Regions from separate parts of the Homo sapiens genome. Here region 1 is linked to region 2. Evidence: chromatin contacts called from ENCODE Hi-C or POLR2A ChIA-PET data. All regions are on one chromosome and are shown on one strand. The core of a region is the stretch at or near the end of the contact, and the rest is flanking DNA. Distances in the headings are between cores, read along the strand shown. Region 1 holds the start of RAPSN (receptor associated protein of the synapse). Region 2 holds the start of NR1H3 (nuclear receptor subfamily 1 group H member 3).

Region 1 (2,700 bases), core at 201-2,700, 190 kb before region 2:
CGGCTCACTGAAACCTCCACCTCCAGGAGTTCAAGACCAGCCTGGGCAACATGGTGAAACCCATCTCTACAAAAACTAGACAGCTGTGGTCTCAGCTACCCAGGAGACTGAGGTGGGAGGGTCACTTGAGCCTAGGAGGTAGAGGTTGCAGTGAGCTGTGACTGCACCACTGCACTCCAGCCTAGGTGACAGAGTGAGACCCTGTCTCAAAAAAAAGGGGGGGGGGATACCAGTCTTAACTGGATGAGGTACAATGTGACTTCATTTTACCTTAATCACCCTTTAAAGACCCTGTCTCCAAAGACAGTCACCTTATGAGATACTGAGTGTTAGGACTTAAACATATGCGTTTGGTTGCGGGGGGACATGATTCAGTCATATCAAGGTGGGGAATGGAGTGGTGTAACTGCTGATGGGTGTGCGTCTCCTTTTTGGGGTGGTTAAAATGTTCTGGAATTAGTGGCAATTAATGTGCATCTCTGTGAATATACTAAAAACCACTGAATTGCCCAGCCAGAAAGGATAAACTTTTGCCCTGGGGCAGGAAGAAGGCTGGCATGCAGAGAGAGGAGAAAGGGGGGCTGGATGAGCTGGCCTGCTAGCGGGGGCCCCAATACTACATAAGACCTTGCCCTTCTCCACAGTATCTGGTGTTAAATCTCATTATGAGGACCCTTTCAGCCCGGGGTTGGGATTGGAAGTGAGACATTGAAACTTCAAGGGCTGGGTTCTGGCCCGGGTGGGGATTTGCCATGGAGCAAAATAGCCTCTTGCAGCACATGCGGGGTTTCCTGTGCCGGGCACTGTCCTAAGTCCTTCTCAACTCTTTCGTCATTGAGTTCTCATAGCAGTCCAGTGAGCCAGGTACCATTCCTCTCTTCAGTCCACGGTGCCAGGTCACTTGGCTAGGGTCCCACTGAGAGTTCGAAGGAAGCCAGGCTAGAGCTCAGGCCTCTCACCAGCTGGAGGTCTTTCCCAGACTCTCTAAGGTGAGAGTTGGTGAATGGTGTCAGCCTGGGCCTGGATGAGTGACCCACGGTGCTCAGTGAATTTCAGGAACAGAGCCAGGGGATGCTGCGGTCAGGGGTGTCTTGATGGGGAAGAAGCAGGGCTGGGCGCTCACCTGGCTTCCCCGGACCTGCAGGTCCAGCCTCGCTCTCCTTCCCCCGAGCACCTCTAGCCCAAGGCCTGCCCACTTGCTGGAGCTGGCCCCTTGGCAAGGCTGCTGGGAGGGCCCGTGCTGCCAGGGCGGTCAGGGTCAGTGTCAGAGGTGCCTAAGGGACGCCCAAGGGGGTGCCCAGGTGGCAAGGTGCCTGTATGCTCAGGGAAGCCACGTCCCAGCTCGCGGGTGGGTGCAGCAGAGGCCCACGTGACCTTGCTGCTGACATTCCTCAGAGGCCATGTGGCCCCAACTGGCAGCGACAGCTGCAGACGGGCTGAACCAGCTTTGTTCCCAGGGTGGCGCCTGCTCTCCATCCAGGCCCCATTCCGGCTCCCACCCGACGCTGCTTTTGTTCCCACGTTTCGGGGGGCAGCTGGCACTGTGATTCCTGCCCCATGAGTGCCTAGAGGCACGGAGCCACCAGGGATCACCCCACGTGGGACACAGGGCTTGGGGAGGATGGGGCAGGACCAGACCAAGCAGCAGATCGAGAAGGGGCTCCAGCTGTACCAGTCCAACCAGACAGAGAAGGCATTGCAGGTGTGGACAAAGGTGCTGGAGAAGAGCTCGGACCTCATGGGGCGCTTCCGCGTGCTGGGCTGCCTGGTCACAGCCCACTCGGAGATGGGCCGCTACAAGGAGATGCTGAAGGTGGGTGTACCCGGCCTGGGGGCGTTCGAGGGTCAGGCTGGGGCCGGATGTCTCCCAGGCTCCCCAGTCCCCTCTCGGCCTCCTCGGGCTCCCCTGTGTCCCACAGGCTGGCAGCCAGGGCCCGAGGCTCTGAATTTATATCTAAGGCCCTGGGTCTTAGATACTGAGTCTTGGCATCAGATTCAGGCCTGTGGCCTTGAACTGTGGTGCCCGAGTCTCTGAGACTGAGGTTCTCCAGCCTCAGGGTCGAGGGTTTGTGGGTCTCAAGCCCATTGTAGGTTTCAGCCTTCCTGTCTGGTGTTCTGTGTCTGAGCCTGGCGGGGTGTGGGCTCCAGGGTTGCGGCTGGGGGTGGGTGGGTGGTGGAGACTCCAGATCTGAGGCTTGGGATAGAAGGTGAAGGCTGCAAGCCTGAGCTTGGGAGGTGAGGCTGGGGTGTAGGGAAGGTAGCTGAGGCTGGCGGGTAGAAGCTCTGGGTCTGAAAAGAAGCTTTGGGATCTGCTGCTTTGGGTGTGAGGCTGGGGGGTGGGTGTGGGGCCTCCAGGTCTGAGCCTGCAGTGCAGGCTGGGGTCCAAGGCTCAGAGTCCAGGCTGAGCACCACCTGCCCACCGTCGCTGTGTGCAGTTCGCTGTGGTCCAGATCGACACGGCCCGGGAGCTGGAGGATGCCGACTTCCTCCTGGAGAGCTACCTGAACCTGGCACGCAGCAACGAGAAGCTGTGCGAGTTTCACAAGACCATCTCCTACTGCAAGACCTGCCTTGGGCTGCCTGGTACCAGGGCAGGTGCCCAGCTCGGAGGCCAGGTCAGCCTGAGCATGGGCAATGCCTTCCTGGGCCTCAGCGTCTTCCAGAAGGCCCTGGAGAGCTTCGAGAAGGCCCTGCGCTATG
Region 2 (2,797 bases), core at 1-2,500:
GGCACAGGGGCCCCCAGCCACAAGGACATCTCTTCCTGGAGCCCTGGTCATTACCAAGGCACTGTCCTGCAGGAAGGACCCAGATTATACTCTTCTAGAACTGGGCTCCTTTCTGGCCTCAGCTCCCTTCTCCACCTGATCCTCCCTTTTATCAATATCAACAATATCAGCTAACATTTACTTGCCATATATTAGCCTGTACTAAGGCTTTATTATATTACTATTATGTTTTTTAGAGACAGGTTCTCCCTATTTTGCCCAGGCTAGTCTAGGAATTCCTGGGCTCAAGTGATCCTCTCACCTGGGCCTCCCAAAGTGTGGGGATTATTGGAGTAAGCCACTGCGCCCAGCCTGTTATAAGGCTTTATGTGCTTTCCTCATAATATCCCTCTGAGGTCAAAACTATTAATTTTTTTTTTGAGATGGGGTCTCTCTATGTTGCCCAGGCTGGAACTCAGTGCTATTCACAGGTGCAATAATAGGACACTATCGCCTCAAACTACTGGGCTGAAGCAATCAGGTTTCAGCTTCCTGAGTATCTGAGATTATGGGCGCACGCTACTGCTCCTGGCTCAGGACTATTCTTAAACTCATTTTACAGATAAGCAAACTGAGGTTCAAAGAGATTAAGTAACTATGGTCACACAGTTAGGCGGCGGTAGAGTCAAGACTCCAACCCTCCTCTGACTCCAAAGTCTGGGCTCCCAGCCACCGTGCCGGCTTTTCTCCCCCAAAGTCCCCTCCAGGCCAGCAGGGAATGTTTGGGTGCATCTGCCCTGCTTCTCTTGGGCCCCTTCCCCCTCACTCCAACACTGAGGACAGCTCACTCCACCCAGTGAAACACGCTGCTTATTAGAGAACCTCGCTCGTGCCACTTTCCAGGGTCCCAGCACAAACCTGTCTCCAAGAATCTCCCCAATTCACATAGAGGACCTCCTCCCCTGAGCCCCTCATGAGTTATTCTGGGACCCAGAGTCCTGCTCCTGTCCCAAGCTTCCATCACCATCACCCCTCACTTCTCCCCAGAAACCCCCTTCTCAGATCCTTAGGACATTCCCCGACCCCACCCCAGATACACACACAGAGCCCCAGGCCACTGCTAAGGAGCAGACCCACCAAATCCCCAGGCCACCAGACTTCCTGGGTGGGCAGTCTCTGGAGCCCCCTTGCTGGGAGAAGAGGATGGTGCAGTTTCCTGTCCAGAAGTCTCGGTGGCCAGCCAGTGAGCTGGAGCTGAGCACAAGCAGGACCTGGAGCCCCAGAGAAGTAGCAATTTGGGGAAAGGCTGAGGGGAGGGACTGCCGAGGGGTCAGGCCACCCCTCCTTCCTGCCTGGTGACCACAGCCCTCCCCTCCTCACCCCCGCCCACAGGGCAGCTTCTCCACCAGGCTGGCTCCTCCCCAGCCGGCCACCCCCTCTCCCGCCACTCCCGCCCCCTACTCCCGGCCAAAACAGTGGCATTTCCCTGCAGACCAGCCAAGTTCCATGTCTCTCCCCTTCCTCTCCTTACCCAGCGCTCTTAGCAGCTCTTGCAAAAGGACTGCCTCCCAGGAACCCCCACCCCAATCCCAGCAGCCTCCAGAATCGTGTTCCCTCCCCTCCATAGGCACCTCGTGGAGCAAAGGTCCCAGCACGGCCCGGAATTGCGACACTGAGCCCCAGCGGCTTTCCCAGCCTCCCTCCTCCTCCCTTGCCTCTGGGAAGAGGCCAAGAAGCTCTCCCCACTAGCCCCAGGCCTCAGCCAAGCTGGTAGAAATCCAGGGGTGGAGAGAGGCAGGTGCTGGGCCTTCCAGGGAGTTTCTGAAAGTGGGTGCCCTGCGGGGGCCACAGATAAGAGAGGAGGCCAGGAGAGCCTTTGATAGGAAATCTGCTATGAGCAGTGGCAGGCCTGGGATAGGGGTGGAGGTGGCAGAAGGAAGACAGGCAACTCAGGTGGCAGCCCAGGATGGACCTGGGAAGGTATGCGGGTTGCCTCTTCTGGGGAACAACCCCATCTGAAGTGATGGCAGGCTCCAACCAGCAGCTACTGAGACTATAGTCATTCTTCCTACTCTGCTGCCTGGGGCATGAAATCCATCCCTGAAAGTAGACATCATATTTTATTGATTTCATCTCCCCCAACACCCCTGAAACAGGGCTGGCATAGATGTGGCAACAGAGTAGGTACTGTGTTCCTATTTGTTGAATGAATAACAAGAAAAATATAATATATTCTCGGCCGGGCGCGGTGGCTCACGCCTGTAATCCCAGCACTTTGGGAGGCCGAGGCAGGCGGATCACGAGGTCAGGAGATCGAGACCATCCTGGCTAACACGGTGAAACCCCGTCTCTCCTAAAAATACAAAAAATTAGCCGGGCATGGTGGCAGGCGCCTGTAGTTCCAGCTACTCGGGAGGCTGAGACAGAAGAATGGCGTGAACCCGGGAGGCAGAGCTTGCAGTGAGCCGAGATTGCGCCACTGCACTCCTGCCTGAGTGACAGAGCGAGACTCTGTCCCCAAAAAAAAAAAAAAAAGAAATATTATTCTCGTCTATCCCGTACTTATTAGCCCTAGTCAATTTTTTTTATTATTCCTTTTTTTTTTTTTTTTTACCTTTTTTGGGGTAGGGTCTCACTATGTTGCCCAGGCTGGCTTCACACTCCTGGGCTCAAGCCATCCTCCCACCTCAGCCTTCCAAAGTGCTAGGATTACAGGCACACGCCATCACAACTGCTGTAGTCAATTTCAACTCAGCATGTTGATTTAGCGTTCAGACTCTGGGCTCAGATTTTGGGTTCAAATCCTAAACCTCTTATT

The links. A loop is a pair of places that touch in the nucleus more often than their neighbours do. ChIA-PET counts read pairs that join two places held with the same protein, here RNA polymerase II (POLR2A). Pooled maps may share reads with other maps.
Region 1: a loop to region 2 is called in a map of mammary epithelial cell, with 8 times the contacts of the local background. The contact joins the promoter of RAPSN here to the promoter of NR1H3 in region 2. A Hi-C loop is called at or near these places in 2 of 168 maps with a recorded cell type or tissue (chondrocyte and mammary epithelial cell), 2 of 37 single-sample maps with no recorded cell type and 12 of 50 pooled maps. POLR2A ChIA-PET finds 5 or more read pairs at or near these places in 6 of 52 experiments (A549, B cell, GM12878 and 3 more).

Annotation. Positions count from the first base shown.
Region 1 is chr11:47,447,886-47,450,585 of GRCh38, reverse strand. RAPSN (receptor associated protein of the synapse) reads left to right here and starts at 1,450. Exons shown (of 8, transcript NM_005055.5): 1 at 1,450-1,813; 2 at 2,436-2,700. The coding sequence starts at 1,622.
Region 2 is chr11:47,256,449-47,259,245 of GRCh38, reverse strand. It overlaps NR1H3 (nuclear receptor subfamily 1 group H member 3), which reads right to left and starts at 1,250. Exons shown (of 10, transcript NM_005693.4): 1 at 1,117-1,250; 2 at 1-66. The coding sequence starts at 29.